4 separate regions of the Homo sapiens genome follow, and all the other regions are linked to region 2. A link is a contact called in ENCODE Hi-C data. All regions are on one chromosome and are shown on one strand. The core of a region is the stretch at or near the end of the contact, and the rest is flanking DNA. Distances in the headings are between cores, read along the strand shown. Region 1 holds the start of MAN1A2 (mannosidase alpha class 1A member 2). Region 2 holds the start of CSDE1 (cold shock domain containing E1). Region 3 has its middle 51 kb from the start of TENT5C. Region 4 holds the start of TENT5C (terminal nucleotidyltransferase 5C).

Region 1 (5,055 bases), core at 901-3,400, 2.6 Mb before region 2:
CACAAGTAATGAATTAACTAGGTTGAGAAAAAAAGAAAAACCAGTTCTCATAAAACAGTGCATTTTCCCAAATATTTAATGTAGGCTTACACGTGAACCTAAGCTTTTTCGGTGCTTGACAAAAAGTTAAAACTATCATCAGATGGGAAATGAATTCAAGCACATGATTTTTTTTCCCACATACTCAAGAATTATTTTAAGAAACAAGGAAAAGATGGCAGGTTTAAGAAAAGTCAACTACTTTCCCAAACTCTTGAGTACAAATATAAAAATTATAAAAATTGTAACTAGAGCTCCCATTTTATCCTAGTTTGGCTATGCTCTCCCCAGAGCTCACTTTAGATTTAGTGATCTGAAAGAATGTGAACCCCTTAATCAACCAAATTCCAATAGTTGCTTGACACAGTCCATCTATTACATTAAAAGAGAGAGCAAAATTAAGTTTCACAAAAATAAATCTTGTCTACAAGCCTCACAAAGTGCAATAACTTAGGATTCAATACCTTTTAACTTAACTGATTTCATATACAGCACCAACACACATCCCCAAAAAAAGAACAAAAATCAGGATATTTTCACGTTAAGAAATGACAGGTATATTCTGCCCACGTTTGTCATCCTAAAAAGCTGACTCACTACTAAGCTTCAACTACAAGCCAGAAAACGAGAGCCCTCTGGGAGAGCACACCCAAAAGAGCTGTCAAGGTTCGATGCTTTGATTTCACATGGTGGCACAATGACTGACTCCAACACGTTATTAATAAATGCAGGCACAGCTTATGTCACCATTTCTTTAGGTTAAGTTTTCATACCTCCCTTCCCAGATGTCCACATTAGACACAACTCTGAACGCAAATGTTTTTCTTATATAAAACCGAAGAGAAGAACGACTTAGGTAGGACTCCAGTCCTACCAGTCTATGGACTCTACCATAGACTGGAGGTAGAGTCCCTCCAGTCTATGGTTTTATTCAGCCAGTCTTGAAGTAACAATACAATATTTATGACTCGAAAAATTACATTTTACTGCAAGAAAAAAAAAAGACAGATTCGATCCAATCACCGTACCTTGCTCTGCCAAATGTTAGTACCAGAACTTCTGAAATAAACAAACCTGTGTCTATGTTCATCGGGTCCATGGATCAGGAAGACTCCGGGGTTTTTAGCCCCTTTACCGGCATCTACATGTGGAATTAACACATCTTCTAAACCCAAATCAAAGCGTTTGTGTTTTGAAGAGTCTGGAAGGAAAAAGAATGCCCCAAAACACAGAGTGATGAAGGCACTAAGAATAAGGAGAAGAATAAACTTCTCAGAAAGTCTCAAGGTAGCCCTGTGATGTGGGAAGGAAGGCGGCCCCAGGTTCAGAGGTGGTATCCTACGTCCAGAGAGGGGCAGCAGGGCTGGGGTAGTCATCGTTTACGCTCTTGGAGAGAATACTTTAGAAAGTTCTCATCTTATGTCAAATGTAGAATACATTGAACTGTCTTCAAAATCTTGGCCAAAATGGGAAAACTCAATTTTGCTCCTCTTAAAGGACTGTTGTGCTTTTTAAGAGGGCACGTCATTCACGCCCATCCATTCCCACTCAGAAACGTGTGTGACCTCCCCCAAACGATCACAAGTTTAGGTCCTGCGATATCCTCTTCAACATCTGTACTTCATCGGATTATTACAAGCCTCCTCTTCATTCCTAGGGGTAGATCAGGCAAGCCACACTGCAGAAAAGCTGCAAGGTGGGTTCTTCCATTCCTGCACCTCAGTGAGATGCTCAAACGTAGTCTTCCGCCCCGAAAGGGAGACTGGCGACATCCGAGGAGTTGTAGAAGGTTCACTTGATCTCCTTCGACGCTTCTATTCCAGAATCTCTTAACCTTAGCGGTGGAAAAAATAAGGGTCTCCCACGGACGTCTGCAAACAGGGAGGAAGGTCTCCCACTTCGCTGGGAAGCCGAAGCAGCGGCGCTGGGCGAAGTAGCAGGAAGGAGTTCTCGGCCGCCCGCGCTTCCCGGCGCTGCCTGGCAGGAACCTGGCGCCCGGCTGAGTCCCGCTGCTGCCCACTCGACGGCTGGCGCGAAGGGCAATAGCGTCCGAAACACCTGAGTCCGGCCAGCCGCCGCGGCCGCCGCCGCTGTTGCTACCGCACGGGTCTGTCAGGGAGCGGAACTTCCTCCTCCGGCGGCCACTGAGAAGCCCCGGCGTGTCCTGGGGGAGGGGAGGCGCGGCGGCCGCCCCCGCCGAGCTCCTCCTCCTCCTCCTCCTCCTCTTCCTCCTCCTCCTCCTCCTCTCCGCGGCCGGTTCAGTGAACCCCGGCGCCTGCTCCCCGAGCTAGGCCGCCGGCCGCAGTGGCCGAGCCCTCGCGCCTAAGAAGCCGAGCCGGGGCCCACGCTCCGAGAGCCCGGGGTAGGCGCCGGCTCATTCCTCACTCAGCCCTGGAGCGGCGGGAGGGCCTGGGCGCGCGGGAGCAGCCGCGCCTCGGGCGGGCAGAGGTCGGCCGCGTCTCCTTCCTGCCCGGCCGCGGGGGCCTCCTCCGCGCCGCCTCCGGTGGCTCGCAGCTGCTGGCTCTGGCGGCGGCTGCCAGAGAGGCAGCGCGCCCACGCCGCTCGGGGCTGCGGCCCGGTCCCCGTACCCTGCCTCCCCAGGCCTGGTGAGCGCAGCAGCTGCTGGGCCGACACCCGTTGGGCTCACGCCGGAGAGGAACCGGAGGGCGGGGGCGATGGGACCCGGGCCGGCCTACCGGCCCCGGCTCGCGAGTGGGCGTCCCCGGGCGGCGGAGTGTGAGGTGCGCGCGCACGCTCCCGGCTCCGCTGCCGCCGCCCCTCCCCCACCCAGCCTGGCTGCCCGGGCTCCGGCCTCGCGCCGCTGCCGGCTCCAGCAGCCCGAAAGCGTACTGCTGCCGCCGCCGTCTGAGCGCGAAAGAAGAGAAGGTCGCCGATCTGCGCTGCCACGAGAACTTCACCGGTGCCCAGGGCCTTGCCACCGCCAGTTCGTGGGGTTGACCCAGCGTTTGGGCGAGAGGGAGCGAGGGGTTGGGTCGCGAAGGTTTCGCTGAAATGTAGTGTCACCGGAGTTAATGGCTTCTGATGGCTTAGGTTAACGTTTACTGTGATTCTTTGGAAGTCTTGTCTTCAGCGATAGACCGTCAGGCCCGAGGATTCAGCAACAGGGTCTCAAACTTCCACGCAGCAGCCCATGCTCACGTTATTGGGCCCCCGAGGCTCGATTAATAGAGCACCAACATGTGCCATGTTACGTTTTTAAAATAAAGTGGTGACCCTGCTCCTTCAGCTGGGCTTCCTTTCAGAGGAATCTAGGTACCCCCGATATGACAGGCGTCTCTTCATTGTTCAGTTTCTGGGGCACGTTCTATCATCTTCACACACCTCATCAACCCCCTTCCCATAAAAGAGAAAATGGATGAATAAGGAGGTGCTGAAACCCAAAAAGGCGACAATATTGTTTACGTTCAGGCTTAAAAACAATCTGAATCAATTCTGTTCTCCGTAGTATTGAGGAGAGCCATGTTGTGATTAAGTGCAAAAGATTTCCTTGCAAGATACATAGACTCTTGCATCCGATTTACTTGCAGGTTGTTTTTGTTCTAATATTGTCATTCCCTGTACACATCCTTTACTGATGACTGGGAATTGGAGAGGAGGCCCTTAAATGTCAGGAGAGTAAGTCAGCCTTAGCTTAAAAATCAAGCAGAAAAGTCTCATGTTCATTGGCACACTTGTAACTACATTCCAGTCTCCCAGTCTGCATTATTTCTAGAAGCTCTGCATATCTAACTGCCTACCACATGACAAAAGTCATTGTCATTGATCCTGCTTCACCAAATAAAAAGTAAAAATATTGAGGGCCACCTCTCACCAGTTCACCCAGGGAGACTGGTAAGCAAGGAGTGCCCGGTCCCTAGTGAGATTTATGTTGAACATTTGTGAAGAGTAGATATAAGAAACTTTTAGCCTTCCCAATATGTCTTTATAAAATGTGCCAAATTTAAGAATAAGTCTCTAATGTTGAGACTCCGTAAGCCAAAGTGGGGGGGGCGGTGGGGAGGCGGGGAAGAACACACTGTTTTCCTACTGTTGAGATCATTAGTTTCCATGAAAAGTTCAGGGGAAATAAATACTGAACTCTGAATGAAATAGCAAGTTATATAAATCTTGAAAAATAAATATTACCTAGGTTAACACTAGACTTAACCACAAGAGATTTCAATCATGAAACCTGACATAACCTAGTTGACAAGTATAGCTTAAGCAAGTAAGACCTCATTGCTGATGGAGAAGACCCCTTTTCCTTTGCTTGTCTGTTTTGCAAAATTCATTTTTCCTTCATGAGAGTAAAAACAATTTAGGGGTTATTGCAGATGTCCAAATGCAGCCAGCAATTTTAAAGTCATTGATGATACCGTCAGTTATCACACTCCTACACCAGCAATGAAAATACTGTATACATAGTATTACATATATCCACTCTTCTAAAGGCAAGTCTGAGTTTTTAAAGAATCATGTTGTTTAAAAAAAAAAAAGTTGCAAATGTATCCATTAATTATAATTATATGCACTTAAAAACATAGAAAAAGAATATTTGAAAAAGATTGCAACTATTCTGTTAAGATACTGGTTTTACGTATGATTTTCTCCATTGTATTCTGTTGCATTATATTTACAATTAAATAAAAATTATAAAGGAACTGGTGCCTGAAAAAGTTAAGGTCAAATTTCAAATAGGTAGACTCGGTAGTATCAAGATGAACACACAGACCGGCCCATCTGAAGGCAATCGGCAGAAACAGTATGCAGCCTGTTCTATGTATGTGTGTATGTGTGTGTACACGTACAACAGGGAAGGATTTCATTCCAGAGAGTCTAAAAAGAATATTTCATTTTCAAAGAGTAGTTACCCTTTGATCAGAGATTCCAAAGTGATGATTTCCCTTTTACAAATCCATATAAATTAATATTTTAGAAATTAGAATTAATAAATTACTAACAAAATTTACTCCTGCAGATTTACAGGACCACTCCTAAGATCCACTCGTATTGCAA
Region 2 (5,057 bases), core at 2,016-4,515:
TGCAGCCATGACCTCCCAGGCTTAAGCAGTCTTCCCATCTCAGCCTGCTGAGTAGCTGGGACCACACATGCATCACCATGCCTGGCTAATTTTCAATTTTTTTGTAAAGACGGGGTTTCGCTACATTGCCCAGTCTGGTCCGGAACTCCTGAGCTCAAGCGATCCTCCCACCTTGGCTTCTAAAGTCTGGGATTACAGTTGTGAGCCACCGTGCCCAGCCTATCATAATTTTATAAAAGAAGATCCTCTTTAGTTTCCCTAAACAGGGAGGACATGTCAGAATAAAAACAACTCTTAAAATCTGGAATAAATTTAGCCTTATTTAATTTTTTTAAAAAAGCTCTATATTGACCTAATTTTTCTCATTCGACAGAGAAATGACAAAAATCTCACCCACCGCTGCTCAAGAAAACCTTACAAACTGTAAGAAATGCTTACTTTTGATTCTAAAGTAGACTTCAGAGATAATGTACTTATTGATGATTGTAGAGGGAAAAAAAGCACACAATCATTATCAATTTCATTGTCTAAGTTTTTCAGAGTAGAAAACTAAATATGATGAATAACTAAAAATAATTTCTCAAATTTTTTTCTGATGGTTCCTTAACAGACTATCTTCCCAAAATCCATGTCACCCTGTTGCATAGGAGATGGTTTTCCAAAGTGATTTAACAAGTTTCTGATTTAATTTAAAAAAAAACATAAAAAGATAACCACATTTTTTCAGTTTTTGATTTGACTTCAAAATTCATCTGAAAAAAATCATTATGTAGTGATCTAATAATGAAACCTACTTCTGTTTGTGGGTTTTACTTGTAGAAACAGTAAATCATTTTAACTTGTGATTTATATCAAATTGTTCCACCTGTTACTTTCTTTAATGCATTAGAAGCTAAAATGTATATTTCTCGGTTTATACAGACTGCATTTTGTGTTAAATGTAAATTGATATTAATTTTGGAACAAGGAGGAATTTAAAGGAATTTAAAGACAATTGGGATATATTCAGAATGATGATGATGAAATGATTATATAATTAAAGAAGGTTTTCAGAAGCTATGTGTAATGGTAGAAATCAAGGCTTTATCCTTCCTTATTAATAGTAATTGTATTGATATAATTTAGTAAGACTTTTTTTTTTTTACATTTCCTATTGCTGTGATATTTGAGAATGTATACTAAAAGTAGAATTACCTAATTACCTAATTAGTTTCACATGACCTCATATCTAGCGCAAGAGCCTGGTACAGTTTCTCTATAACATTAGATTAGAATACACAGACCAGCTGTATTGCAGGAAGGGGAGATCTCGATTTAAGAACTGGGTGAATTAAACAAAACAGCTGGTTTGAAATATTTACATTCTGGGCCAGGCGTGGTGGCTCATGCCTGCAATCCCAGCACTTTGGTAGGCCGAGGTGGGCGGATCACCTGAGGTAAGGAGTTGGAGACCAGCCTGACCAACATGGAGAAACTCTGTCTCTACTAAAAATACAAAATTAGGTCGGGTGCGGTGGCTCATGCCTGTAATCCCAGCACTTTGGGAGGCTGAGGCGGGTGGATCACGACATCTGGAGTTCGAGACCAGCCTGGCCAACATGGTGAAACCCTGTCTCTACCAAAAATACAAAAATTAGCCGGGTGTGGTGGTGCACGCCTGTAATCCCACCTACTCAGGAGGCTGAGGCAGGAGAATTGCTTGAACCCGGGAGGCGGAGGTTGCAGTGAGCTGAGATCATGCCATTGCACTCCAGCCTAGGCAACACGAGTGAACTCCATCTGAAAAAAAAAAAAATTTACATTCTGTAGTTTCCCAGAAATATATTCCAATTTCTAACAACTTATCATACTGTTGTCCAGTGCTATTTATTCAACAAGCTTTTGAGAGTTGTTGAGAGCGGGCACTGTCAACAACCAGGGATGCAAAGATGAATTTCATAAGCTCTGTGCTAGAGTATTACTACCTAGTAAAAACTAATAATTACAATAGAGTGAGCTATGAAAGCATTGAAAATGAAGCAAATATTTGTGCTTAGGAAAGCGTGGGAAGGCATCAAAGAGAGCAAAAAGGCAGTTTTGAGGTGTTATACATGGGACTGGACACCAGCAACAAAGGTGGTGAGGAAATTTTTGAACAGAAATGGGACACGGCCTCCTCTTAGAATTCAAGAGGTTGAATTGAAGGTTGTCTTTCCTTCATTGCACTTATTCCAATGTGTATGTTTAGATTTGTTTTTGTGATCATCAATGATGCTAGACTAAAAGTTCCTTGAGGACAAGTCTATATCCGATTTTCTTTACAACTGTATACTTCCCAGTGGTTACACATACAACATGTCAAATAAATGTGTTGTAAGCAAAAAGTGGGTAGGAGAGTTCTCAGAAGACTGGCTGCTCATTATTTATCCAATACTGTCAAGTGAGAGAGCCAGTGAATCTGTGAAAACAGAAGCATTGAATCTGGGAAAAGCATTCCTCTCACCAGAGGAGCATGCTCTACTGTCTGGCAGGGGATAATCCATTGAACTTCCTGTGGTCATAATTACCCATTTTTCTCCTTCCTTCTTCCCCCATTGGATGAATCATCTCTTTGCTCTTATTTCAACCTTTTAATTACTGATCCACCCTCTTTGATTACCTGACACAACAGGAATATCTTTCGTAACTTGAAAGGTCAGTTGACTGAATTTGTTTCATTTTGTTTAGTGATTATGCAGCCTTGCTCACTCTTGTGCATCTGTTGCAATGTTTTTCGTGGAAAACAAAGGTCTCATTTAGATTTCTAAATTACCTTGCTACAAAGCTGACTCTATACTAATGAAATTCCTCTAAAACAGTAGACGTAAGAAAGAATGCTTGCACTATAAGAAGAAACGAGTGTGAGGTCCTTCCGGATTTTTGCTGGGAAAAGATAAATCATTTTTTATGACTCCTGAATATGCCATCAGAATTGTTGGCCTTCAAGGTTTACCCCATTATTGTGGGCTAAAACGTATTCAAACGCTCGAAGACTAGAGACGCCTAAAGCCACCCGCCACCCCTAGTGTCCAGGAGGAGTCAGTAAACACCGAGATTGCTTCCCGCAGCACACCCAAGAAGGAATGTAATGTAATGCAGCCACCATGTTGGTTGTGGTTAAGTGCAGCAAACTGCTTGGCGTCACTTAGCCCTGCTGCGCAAGCGTGTTGAGAGTACGCTTCACTCCGCCCCTTCTCGTGCACGCGCCCGGAGCCCGCAACTCTCGCGAGAGAAGCGAGATTTATTCCTACGTACCGGGCCGTGCTGCTTATGGCGGCGCTGGAGAGGGGGCGCTGAGCTGTTGGGGTGAGTACGACCTCAGGGTCCAACTGGGGGTAGCAGAAACCCAGGGGAAGGGCTGAGAATAAGACCAAGGCTAACGAGAAGCCTTCTGAGTCAAGGTGGGCACTCGTAGAGCTCTAGGTGGGGAAGAATGCACCCCGATTCCCTGCCCTGGGCTTTTTCATACGTCTCCCGTTCAACTGCCTGGGCCTCATGTCAGGTCGCAGAGCTGAAACGAGGAGTTGAGGCCAGCCGGCTGCGCGTGGTGGTAGTGGTGGTGGTGACTAAAGTGGGGGGAGGGAGCGAAAATGGAGGCTCCGACAGCAGCCAAGATGGAGGCAGAGGGTGCGGGGCTCGGGCGCGGAGGCTGCTGGGATCTGTAGTCTGGCTGCTTCCCCATCTGCGGCTTGTCTGGGGAAACGGGAACTACATGTCCCGGCGGGCGGGGCGAGGGGGTGGTGGCGCGGTCCTTTGTGTGAGGTTGGAAGAGCCTGAGACCGAGAAGAGGGGCCTACTTTGACTCTGGACCCTGTAGTTTCCTGGCCGTTACCTGCTTGGGAATCTGACTACCAGTACCAGAGCGCAGTGCGGCAGTGGCGCCTTCTTTGTGTATAGACTGAGACCCTGCTCCATCTAGATATCTTAGGGGAAGTGTTTAAAGACACCTTTCCCCAGCCACATCTGGCACAGTAGTGTGGCGGAATTGACATCGTTACTCCAGTCACCTAGAGCAGGGTCTCAGCACCCAACCTTCCCCTCATTGTCTCCCCTTCGGCGTCTTGAGAAAGGGAACCAGTCCCTAATCTTTTAGGCACGTGGCTCCCACCCCTCTATCTTGGGGAATGGGCGTGCGCCCTGAAAGCTCAGTAGTGTCCTCCCTTCCACCTCCTGTAGTTCTCATGGTGCCAGCGCCTGGCCCACCCACATTGTGCAATGAACGGCCTGGCTTCGTCATTCTATGTAGAATGTTTTAGAGTTCCCCCGTCGGAGACAGCTTCAAATTTTTGCCATGCTATTTTATCAATACGAAATCTTAGTGCCAAGGTTCTTTTGCTTTAAGGTTTTCCCTTAGAAACACCCAGATGGCGGCCGTCTTGCTTAACTCACAGGTGAAGCAGAGAACGCTCCCTGAAACAGGCTTGAATCTGCAAAGAATATCTGAACGTTGTTGGGCAAGTTAATTTTCGTGTTTTGCACCTTAAATGAGTAAAAGAATATGGCGCTCTTTAAACAGTTGGGAGACAGGGCGGAGAGGGAGAATGCTCAAAGGCACTGTGGTAGTTAAATCTTTTTGAGAGGCTTAAATTTTCATCAGGCTGGTATGAACTGGCAGTTCTCAGCCACTGCTACTAACCTACTTTTTTAGAATGTAGGTTTCAAATTATAGCCCACAGATATAAGCTACTCTATACTAAAATGCTGAGTAATTTTCATTTTGAGTAACTAAAGGCAAACATTCTTGATATTGCATTGAGGAGCACTATAATACATACCTTGGTTTTCTTTTGGTACTAACCAATAATGGATATCCTTGGTGTGGGTAAGGAGGGGCTTTATATACTTCAGTAGGGATATACCTGAGTCATAAAACTTAGATAAATATTTGGCCTTCTTTTTGTTTCGTTTTAGCCCTGGGACTAAAATAAAAGAGAAGGTAATAGTTTGGTTTTGCAGCTGTTCTGGATGTTTACCATCGAGATGATTATTTATAGCAGCTGAGTTGAAAACTAAAGTATTTGAGGCACAGAAGATAGGTT
Region 3 (5,024 bases), core at 1,576-4,075, 2.9 Mb before region 2:
TCCAGGAAGCTCCTGCATTGACCAGAATTGGCACTCAGGATGAAACCTATTTGCCAACCTGGTAGTTGGTACATGCACAGGATGGGCTCCTCCTGTACTAAGTTCAGCAAACTAGGCATAAGCAAAAACCTCCTGGAGCTCTGGAAACTACAACTGGGGGTAAAACAGACACCTGGAAGGGTGAAGGGCCCTTTCCTTCCTGCCTCGCTGACGTGGGCCACCTGGTGCACTGGTGTTGAGAGCAGGATGCTTTGCAGCTCAGGAAACCCAGAAACCCTAATTGTCCCCACAGAACCACAACACACACTGAGGCCCCAGCACAGGGTCTCCTTCATGCCACGATTAGCTTCCTCTGAGGCCAGCTTCAATCCTCTTCACATCAGGACCTTGAGACCCTTCTCCAAGTCCCTGTCATGCAAGACTGCAGGCTGGTGTACCTCCCCCTCCCTCTGCATCCCACACCCCCTCAAACACACACACAGCAGGCCCCTCCTTGGTGCCCATCCCTTCCCATCCTCACTCAACAAATGGCCTCCTTTCATTGACCTGGTTGGGTAGCCTTGTGCCCTTCCTGGAACCTGCTGGATGTGAAATTGTTTAGAAACTCCACACCAAGCTACTCTAGGGACTTATTTTCAGCCATTCCTCTCACCAATACAGCTCAGCTTCCCTCCATGAACATGAAGCCTCCAGCAGTTTTCAATCCCTAGGGTGTGTATTTCAGATTTCAAGGGCAATGTGAACAGCCAGCAGCCCAAGGGACATTTGCCAAGAGCATCTATCCATGGCATCTTGTATTAACCAGCAGAAAGCCAGAAGCACCGTGCAAGGAGGAGACAGGCCACGCACTGGCTTCATTTGTGCTGTGCTGCCACTAATGTCCCCCAAATGCTCTCTATTATCCTTGTAATCATCCCCAAACATGCACAAAGCCACATGGTCAATGCAGCCCACTGGCATACGCTTTCGTCCTGGCAGCCATGATGTCCTGTTGGGGAAATAGGTTACCACATAAAGCACCAAACACCATCCAGCAGCACCTGTGCCCTGAGCCCAATCAGCAGCACGGACACTCCTAAGATGACACAAGTTCTGGGAAATATATTGAAAAATAAAAATGGATTGATGTCTTTTTCATCTTTGTAGCCCAATGCCTGGCACATGGTATGAGCTCAAAAATGTGTATAAAATGAGTGAATAATTTTGTGAAAAAAATTTTTTAAAAATTAAAAAATAAAAATAATTAGTATTTGAATCAAACATCAGTTTAACTTTCTCATGTAGTTGGTATTTCTTATATTTTCTTTAACAAAGTAAAATTGAGTTTTTTTGGGCCAAAAGAACAAGGAACTAATTAGGTAAGATTTTTTCGTTTAAAAAAAAACAGTTAAGCTATTTTGTTTTAAATAAATATTACATTACGAACATTGAGTTTTAAGCGTTGCCTTAAAGATAACATTCTATCTATTAGACTCTGTGATCTGGGGTGTTTTTTTTTTTTTTTTCTAATGATCTGAGAGACTCGGCTCAGAGGTAAATCCAAAGAAACAAATGGAAATTTTGCATGGTTTTGTCTACTTCTGTGACAATTCACCGACTCACACAAAACATCAGCTATACCTTCCCCATCTCCCAGTATGGAGACTGAGCCATTTGGATCACAGAACAGGATCAACAGCCTGATCCATCTGCCAGTGGGAAAAGCGGATGTTCCTGTTGTCTAAAAGAATCAGACCCTCCCAAAAGGGTCAATACAGCAGTGCACATATTCTCTAAAAATGGCATGTAAAAGCCTGTCACCTGATGTTTCTTTCCCTGCATTGATTACACTGTACCTTGTCTCTGCCCTCACTTGGATTCCCAGTCAGGGGAATCAGCTTACCCATTGCTTCTTCTGGGAAGTCTTCCCCAGCCCCCAACTAAGTCGTGTCCTTCTTTACACTCTTTGCTATTAGTCATCACATTGGCAGCCCCAGCAGTAACTGAGCTATAAGCTCTGCAAAGACTTGCCTGTCTGTCTCACCAAGGCTCAACACGATGCCTGTCACATGGCGGGTGTTCCAAACTAGTCTATGAATGAATAAAGGAAGGAAGGAACATTCCCTGAGAACTAGGCAGTCTCTTCCAGATTTTTAGGCACTAGGGTCTCAATGGTCAGACACCTTTAGGCTCTTTTCAAACACATGCCTTCCCAAACAGACTTGTCTTCTGTCCCATAAAGAGCAGAATCAAATAAAAATCTGCTCGAATGGATTTTCAGCATTCGAAAATTTCAGCATTTCAAATCCCCAGCATTCTTCTAGAACATCGGAATGGGCAAACAACAGCTCATGAACTAAAGCTGTACTGAACCATGCTCACGCATTCACGAATTGTCTATGGCTGAACTAAACACACTGCAAGGGCAGAGCTGAGTGGTCGCAACAGAGATGGTCTGGACCCCAGAGCCTGCAAGATTTACTGTCTTCCGCTTTTCAAAAACTGTGCAGAGCCTGGCTGTAGAACTTCAAAGCAGTTGAGGGTCAGAAGAGAATTCAGGAACAAACAGAAGTGTAAACACAGTAGCACTTGGGTGTGAGGGGGCCCCCAGATGCAGACTGCCCAAAGAGGGTGAAGGTTCGAGCTGGGACAGCGGGGGTGAGACTGTCAGAAGAGGTAGTCTGTAGTTGGAGCCCCAGGAAGGAGCTTCCGAAACCGCCACATGTGGTGAGGAGTGTGTGGGTTTGACACAAGATAGACCCGGGCTGAATCTGCCTTCATGGTTTGCTGGCTGTGTGATCTTGGGCAGGTTTTGTTGTCACCCCGGGCTTTGGCTTCTTCAACTCTACAAGACGCCGCCTACATCACAAGGTTTCTGTGAGCTTTTGATGAAATCAGCAACAGAATCAAGTGCGTCTCTGAGAGCTGACGCAGCACAGTGCTTCAGAGCCTGGGCTCTCAAGGTTCCAGCTGAGGTCCAGCTTCAAATTCTGCCTCTAGCTCTTGGGGCCTCTGGGTCCTGAGAAGTGCCCAGCCCCTGTGTGCCCATTGCCTCATCTCGCACGTGAGGAGGGTAACCATTCCCAGCCAAGAGCTACTATAAGTATTAAATTCCAAAAGCAGGAAAAGTGCCCTGCACAGCACTTGGCACCCAGGGGGTTCCCTTTGCTCTTACTACTGAATTGTCCAGCATGCCCCAACCCATGGCAGGCGCTCAGTAACTCTGATTTCCTTCCATCCTTCCTTTTCTATGTGGTCAGAAGAGTGGTGTGACAGAGAGGCCCGGTGCTGGGAATCCACGTTTGCCCTGCTGCCAACTTGCTGTGTGGCTTTGCGCAGCTCACACAAATGTTGTAGATCACTAAAATGTTGCTTATAAAATGAAGGGGTTAGTCTAGATTCAGTGTTCCAAAACCCTGAAGGAACAAACTCTGATGTGATGAGAATCTCTCAGGAACCTGGTAAAACATCCAGCTTCTTGAGAAGATTTTTAGAGATTCCCTTAGAATTCTGGAGACCTGGAATGGGCTGAGGTTAGAATTTGTCTTTTAAATGGGTACTTTGGGCGATTCTTGACATTAAGGTGGTCAAGAGCTCAATGAGCTCGAAGGTCCTTTAGAGCTGTAAAGTCCTGAATGCTCTGGTCCCACAATCCACATCAAGTGTGTGTGTGTGTGCGTGTGTGTGTGCACGCGTGTGCGCGTGTGTGTATATGTTTTGAGAGGGAGAGAAGTTGTGTCTCCGGACTGATTTAACTGTCAACTGGGCACTCGATTTCAAAAAGATTTGAGGCTGTTAGCTTGACGTTGCATGATCATCTCACGTCCTGGCAGCCAATCTGCAGGGGTGAGCTGTTTGTCGCTTTCTCCTGACTCATGTTTGCTTATCTCCAGAAAACTCTGCACCTTCCAAACGGGCACTGCCCCAGGGCCTGCAGCTGGAGTGTCCCAGGCAGCCATTCTCGTAGGCAGCGCTTTCACAATTTTCTAGAAAATTCACCATTTTCCCAGCCCCACTCAGCATGGGTAGGGGCTCCACCAGGCCATGTGTGAGGGAGTCAGCAGCCAGAATGTGGAGCCCAGAGGCGGGAGGGGGCAGGGGCACACACCAGAGGCAAGAGGCTGAGCTGGTAGGGGTGGTAAGAGCACTTGTCTTTGGAATCAGAAGCCTACTCCCTGAGTCCCAGATCTGCCAATTACAAATTGCATGCCTTGGGCAAATTACTTTACATGTCCAAGTCTCAGTTTCATCATCTATAAATTATCTGTGCAGAAGGCACTTCTGAGAGTTCAATGAGATCATGGCCAGCCTGTATAGTAAATAGTGAAACTGACCCAGCTCACAAGTGGTTACCATCTCCATACAGCATTGTTTCCCAGTTCTCTTGAAAGCTACACCTGCGTACCACCAAGTTTCTAGACTAAACCCAGTTTTTTTCAGACACATAGACTGTGGAAATGCAAATACTGTAACATCCGGAGAGCACTGTAAGTTACCCTCCCTTCCTGCCTGTTTTCAGCCTTATCAGTAAAATCACTGAATCCCCTAGGCCTCAGTGCCCAGCCTCAGGGTTTGTTGAGAGAGGGAAGACCCAGAGGGCAAGGGTAAAGATTGACCCAGAGACTCAGAGGGTAACAGAGCTGTCCTGGGCTCAGGGAGCTGCAGGTGGGCTCTGCAGGGCATTGACCGTGTGCTTGTGCACCTCTGGGTGTGTGTGTGCTTTCCTTTGTATGTAATTAGTTGTAAATGCACATATTGGTATGTGTGTGTAGCAGGTGTCCACACTGTCTGGGTGTATGTGACCCTACAGAGTATTTTTTCTCCAGAAGTCTCCTCCCTAGCTCATCGAATTGAAGCCCACACACTAAAAACGGGAGGCTGTGGTTTTGATTCTGGCTGTCCCCTAGTCCCTGCCTATCAGGCTACACGTGGGGACTGCAGGCCCCGTGGGTGGCTGAGGAAATGAGTGGGTGAGTGGGCCTCGTTGTGGGTACTCCGCTGCCTCTGCCAAGCTCCCTAGCCTCCTCCCCCTCCCCCTTCAATTC
Region 4 (4,811 bases), core at 1,010-3,509, 2.8 Mb before region 2:
GGTGCACAACTAAGTCATGCTCACTCTGACAAGCAGGCTAAGAGCCAAATCCTTTCCTTCAGAATTACATGAATTTAATCCCTGGATACAAGGTAGGTATTGTGGAAAAAACAGCGTAAGAAATATGGCTGTTAATTCTATGTGCTCACTGAAGCTGCTTATGAAATTAGGGATCTTTGTTTTGGTAACAATTTAGAGGCCTCCTGGCAGAGTTTTTTTTTTTTTTTAAACTTTGTTATGGGAGCCCCCTACCCCCGCATAGCTACCTGAACAATTATATACAATATACCAAAATCTTCCTAAAAACTCTTTATTGAGAATATATGTACTCTAAAGCTATGGGTATACCTTAAGAGAAAAAGTTCATTATCTGAAATAAACTAAGCTTGACTCCAGAGATCATTTTCCATCTTCACAAACAAGAATGTCAAAGGACAGAACCCCTGCAGCCCAGCTCAGAGGTTTCCCTAAAAGCCCAGAGAAAAGTCAGCATTCTTTACTCCCCATCCCCCTCCCCCTTTTCCACTGCAGGGCCTAACGTGGCTGGTCTCACACCCTCAATAATACCCTTGGGGATTTAAGACAGTAAAATTCTGGGTAAGCTCTCCTACCACTCTTGCGGCTGCCCAACTTACTTCCTGGGCTCATTTCCTTGCCAATTTACTCACGTTGAAAGGTTGCTGTCGCCAACAACGGTCACCCTCTTTCCTGCACGCAGAGGGCAGCTGAGCCAGCCAGAAGTGTACTTTGGGAGGATCTAATCACCCTAACTTTATTTCCTGGGCTGGTTCAGTCTCCTAACCCACCTACAAAGTAACCTGAAGACCAAGTTGTCACAATACAAATAATTATGCACATAGTATTTATAAAAGCTTTCTTACTATAAGTGCATTTTAAGCACTTCATTTGTATGCACTTTATATCTCCGTAAGAAAGCAAAAATGTTAAAAAGGAAGCAGGCCCCTACTTAATTAAGCCAGGGAACTGGTTAGAGCCCTACAAAAGCCTACCTATGGACAAAAAAGGGCGAAGGGGAAGGGAGCTGACACTATCCCTCCCGCAGGGTCCAGCCCTAATAGTGGGTTCTCCAGAAGCTCGCCAGGCATTCATTTCTCCAGGGGAGCGCCCTTACTTGGAGGTAGCGCTGCTTGGTTTTCTCGCCCGCCAGCGTTGAGTTCAGGTGTGCAGGCTACCAACCTGTATTCTTCAGGTAAGTCACCCTCCTCTGACTCGCCTCCCACCCTGCTCCCTCCTGCCTCGCGACCAGTGCGAAGGGAGTCCCCGAACTGCGACACCTCCCGGGGCAGCCGCACCGGTATCCGTCCGAGTCGACCCACTTGCCGTGGCTTTTCACCTACGCAGTAAAGCAAGTTTCATTTTCAAAAGGAGAGGAAGCAGGTTTCACAGACACCGCATTCCCAAGAAGTTTCTGAGAGACGCGCAGCGCACAAGTCACTGGCTTGGATCCCTTTGCTGCTCATGGTGTCCACAGTCTGATGTGAGCGCATTAAATTTAAGGATCTCCGCCCTTCTCCTTAAAACTCAGGACTTGGCAATGAGCCTAGGAAGCGCCCCTCCCCTCCCCAACCAGATCCAAGCCCCGGACCGCTGCGTCTCCAGCTGCGCCTAGTGAAACCGCCGAATTCGAATTCACACTCGGCGGGCCGGCGAAGGTGTGCGCGCCCGCGGGAGCGCCGGGGCGAGCCCGAGGGACTGCAAGCCAGGAAGGGAGGCATGGGTGGCGGGGGGCGCCGTCTGATCCAGGTAGGAGCGGAGGCGCCGATCACACACTCTTCAGACGCCCTGCCCGCGCCTGGCCAGCGCGCAGCCTGCAGGACGCGCGGAGCAGGAACTCGCTGGAGTTTGCCAAGCCCCAGGTCTCTGGAAAGTTGTAGCTCCCTTTCGGAGCGTCTCTTCTGGCCCTTTGGGACGGGTGTGTCAGGGGCGGGGGTCCTCGAGGGAGCAGGAGGGGAAAGGAGCACCGGGTCTCGGCACCTGTCCGCAGCTCCCCTCGGGTCCGCCTGCCCCCTACCAGGCTGGGCAAAGACCTGAGCACCACTTAGTGGGGGCGGACCCCCACTAAGTGAGCTCGCGGCTCCCTGGGGCTGCTGCCGCATCGCCGCACCTTTAGAGGAGGGGGGTCGCGGACTCACCTGGGCAATAGAAGAGGAGGCGACAGAGGCAGGTCCTTGGCGTGGGCAGGCCCCAGCAGGAGCGGCGCGACCTCTACAGCCCCTAGGCAGCGGCACCGAGTGAGCCGTCCCGCCGCCGCCCCCTCCGTTCTTATACGGCGGGACCACGCCCCCGTCCCCGCCCCTGAGCCGCCCTCCCGGGGGAGCCAGGGGCGGGGCGTGGCGGAGCCAGTCCCCTCGGGACCCTTCCGCCCGGCCCTGACGGCAGGGGCGGGGCGAGGGCTGCCCTCTGATTGGCTCTTCGGGTGAATGGTTGCCAAGAGACGAGTAAATCCTCAGCGGCGGGAAGGGGCGGGGTGCTCAGGGAGGCAGCACTGCGCAAGCGCAATAGAGGGGGCTGCGTCGACACCCACTTAACTTCGGAGTTAGTGGGACACCTTTCTTTTTGCTTAGTACGCTTTTCTGCTATTCCTGCCGCATAACTCTCTCTTCCCCAGGCTTTTCCCATCTCCATCCTATTCTCTCGCAGGCAGGTTTTTCTTCCGCCTCTCTGGGGATTTTCGCGTTGGTTCTCCCTGCCCCCAGGAGTGAGGCGGGTAACGCCCACGCCTACCTCCGGTGTGTGTTTTTGAAGTCGGAAAAAACTTAATGGTTTCTGGGCCCTGGGCACCTTTCTGATTCCCCAAGCAAACTGGCTGGAGGCGAAGGCGTGGTCTTCGGGGAGAGAGCGCCGGCGGCTCTCTGGCCCCGGGGACCACCTGTGTGCAGTTAGTGGGACGAAGGGCCTCGGGGAGTCCATCGCCAATGTCGGCAGCCGCAGCCGCTTCGGCCCCATTCGGAATGCCACAGCACTTGGTCCAGTGTGTTATATAACATGCAGGCAGGGCTTGGACACCATCCATTCATAACATAGCGAGTGGTTTACAGCCCAGGTTCTGAATTCAGACTAATCTGAGTTGAGATCTCCATGCACCACTTAAACTTTCTGTAAGGCCTTAGGCAAGTAACTGAACCAACCCTCCAACAACCTGCGTCTCCTATCTGTAGGACAAGACTAACAATGGGACAGCTCTGTAGAATTATATAAGTATTAAGAAAATACGTGGGAAACAATTAGTGCATTGCCTAGTGCCTGTTAGAAAGTGTGTGGCAAATGCTGTATGTATCAGATAGTAGCCAATGTTGGACAATGTTATTTATCAATAGACATTATTGTACTTGTATTGATCGTTTACTAGGTGCTGGGGGAAAAGATTACTTCCCAGATGCAGTATTTACATCTCCTCCGCCCTACTCTTCCAACCCTGCCTGAAATAAGTGTGGTTCTCCTGTCTGTCAGACTATGAAGAGTTCTCAAATATGTCTTTCCCAGCGAGGGAGAGGAGAGTGAGTATCCAGGAACTTTAATGCGATAGGACATCAATATGAGTGTTTATAGGGAAAGCCAGTGATCCTATTGTTAGACGCGAAATCAAGACATATGATCTGATTTTTTGTTTTACTTTTTGTTTTTGAGGTATAACATTCAGTAAAGCGCACAAATCAAAAGTGTCCAGAATGATAATTTTTTACATATGCATACCCATGTAACTGCCATCCATATCAAGATGTGGAACCTTTCCAGCTCATTCATGCCCCTTCCCATTCAGTATCCGACAAGGATTACCACTATTTTAACCTCTATCACCATAGATTAGTTTTACCAATATTTGAACTTGCTATGGATGAAATACATAACACGTACAATTTTATGTCTGGCTTCTCTTGCCCAACAGTGCGTCTATGAGATTCATCCATATTGTTGTGTGTAACAATGGTCCATTCTTTTTCACTACTGTGTATTACTTCATTATATAAATATTCAACGATTTGTGTACTCATCCTACTGTTGGTGGACATTTGAGTTGCTTCATGTTTCTGCCTTTGATGAAGCTGCTGCAGACATTCTTACACATGTCTTTTGGTGGACATAGCATTCATTTATGTTGGATATATATATATACCTAGGATTGGATTCCTGGTTCATAGAGTGTTCACATATTAAACTTTAAATACACTGCCAGTTTTTAAATTCGTATAACAATTTAGGTTCCAACCAGTGATATGAGATTTCCGGTTGTTTCACATCTTTGCCAGTATTGGTATTTTCAGTCTTTTTAATTTAAAAAGGGGGGGGATATGTATTTCATTGTGATTTAAAATTGCATTTTTTGATGATCAAGGATGTTGAGCAATTTTTCAGATGCTTATTGTTCATTTCAATACCCTTTTAATAAAGTGTCTGTTCAAGTCTTTCGCTCATTTGTAGGGAGTTGTCTGTCCTAATGACCTATAAGAGTTCTTTACATATTCTGAATATGAGCCCTTTGTCCAATATATGTATAACAAATATCTTTTCCCAATCTGTGTTGACTTTTAATTATTCTAATGTTATCTTTTGATGAACAGAAGCACTTAATTTTAAAGACATTCAAAATATTAATCTTATCTCTTATGACTAGTGTTTTGTATGTCCTGTTTAAAATAATCCTAAGCCCATAAAAATAATATTCTTTGTTTTCTTCTAAGAACTTCATTGTTTTAACTTTCACTATCTGTAATAAGGCCTTGGGCAAGTAACTCAACCATCCTTCCATAAACTTCCAACCACAATAAAGTTAATGCAAATTATTACATTGG

The links. Hi-C counts contacts between places; a loop is a spot of excess contacts on that map. Pooled maps may share reads with other maps.
Region 1: a loop to region 2 is called in a map of CD8-positive, alpha-beta T cell, with 9 times the contacts of the local background. The contact joins the promoter of MAN1A2 here to the promoter of CSDE1 in region 2. A Hi-C loop is called at or near these places in 3 of 168 maps with a recorded cell type or tissue (CD8-positive, alpha-beta T cell, OCI-LY7 and naive thymus-derived CD4-positive, alpha-beta T cell), 2 of 37 single-sample maps with no recorded cell type and 12 of 50 pooled maps.
Region 3: a loop to region 2 is called in a map with no recorded cell type, with 12 times the contacts of the local background. The contact joins the enhancer-like site here to the promoter of CSDE1 in region 2. A Hi-C loop is called at or near these places in 2 of 37 single-sample maps with no recorded cell type and 5 of 50 pooled maps.
Region 4: a map of naive thymus-derived CD4-positive, alpha-beta T cell shows a loop between it and region 2 (32-fold over the local background). The contact joins the promoter of TENT5C here to the promoter of CSDE1 in region 2. A Hi-C loop is called at or near these places in 2 of 168 maps with a recorded cell type or tissue (both naive thymus-derived CD4-positive, alpha-beta T cell), 2 of 37 single-sample maps with no recorded cell type and 10 of 50 pooled maps.

What each region holds. Positions count from the first base shown.
Region 1 is chr1:117,364,544-117,369,598 of GRCh38, reverse strand. MAN1A2 (mannosidase alpha class 1A member 2) reads right to left here and starts at 2,150. Exons shown (of 13, transcript NM_006699.5): 1 at 1,114-2,150. The coding sequence starts at 1,415. RefSeq lists an enhancer at 1,085-1,224 and a silencer at 2,095-2,914.
Region 2 is chr1:114,756,192-114,761,248 of GRCh38, reverse strand. It overlaps CSDE1 (cold shock domain containing E1), which reads left to right and starts at 3,265. Exons shown (of 20, transcript NM_001007553.3): 1 at 3,265-3,324. RefSeq lists enhancers at 3,059-3,348, 2,720-3,713, 3,549-3,868.
Region 3 is chr1:117,654,137-117,659,160 of GRCh38, reverse strand. No RefSeq gene overlaps it. Among named protein-coding and RNA genes, the nearest start is that of TENT5C, 51 kb to the right of the region's middle. RefSeq lists enhancers at 2,341-2,480, 2,841-2,950, 3,101-3,170, 3,989-4,148. Within about 2 kb of position 2,825, at least 13 of the 41 ENCODE cell types and tissues checked have a DNase peak (open chromatin) inside an H3K27ac peak, as active enhancers do.
Region 4 is chr1:117,603,496-117,608,306 of GRCh38, reverse strand. It overlaps TENT5C (terminal nucleotidyltransferase 5C), which reads right to left and starts at 2,259. Exons shown (of 2, transcript NM_017709.4): 1 at 2,154-2,259. It overlaps TENT5C-DT (TENT5C divergent transcript), which reads left to right and starts at 2,537. Exons shown (of 3, transcript NR_121626.1): 1 at 2,537-2,661; 2 at 3,371-3,518. RefSeq lists a silencer at 2,194-2,533 and enhancers at 2,444-2,944, 2,945-3,445.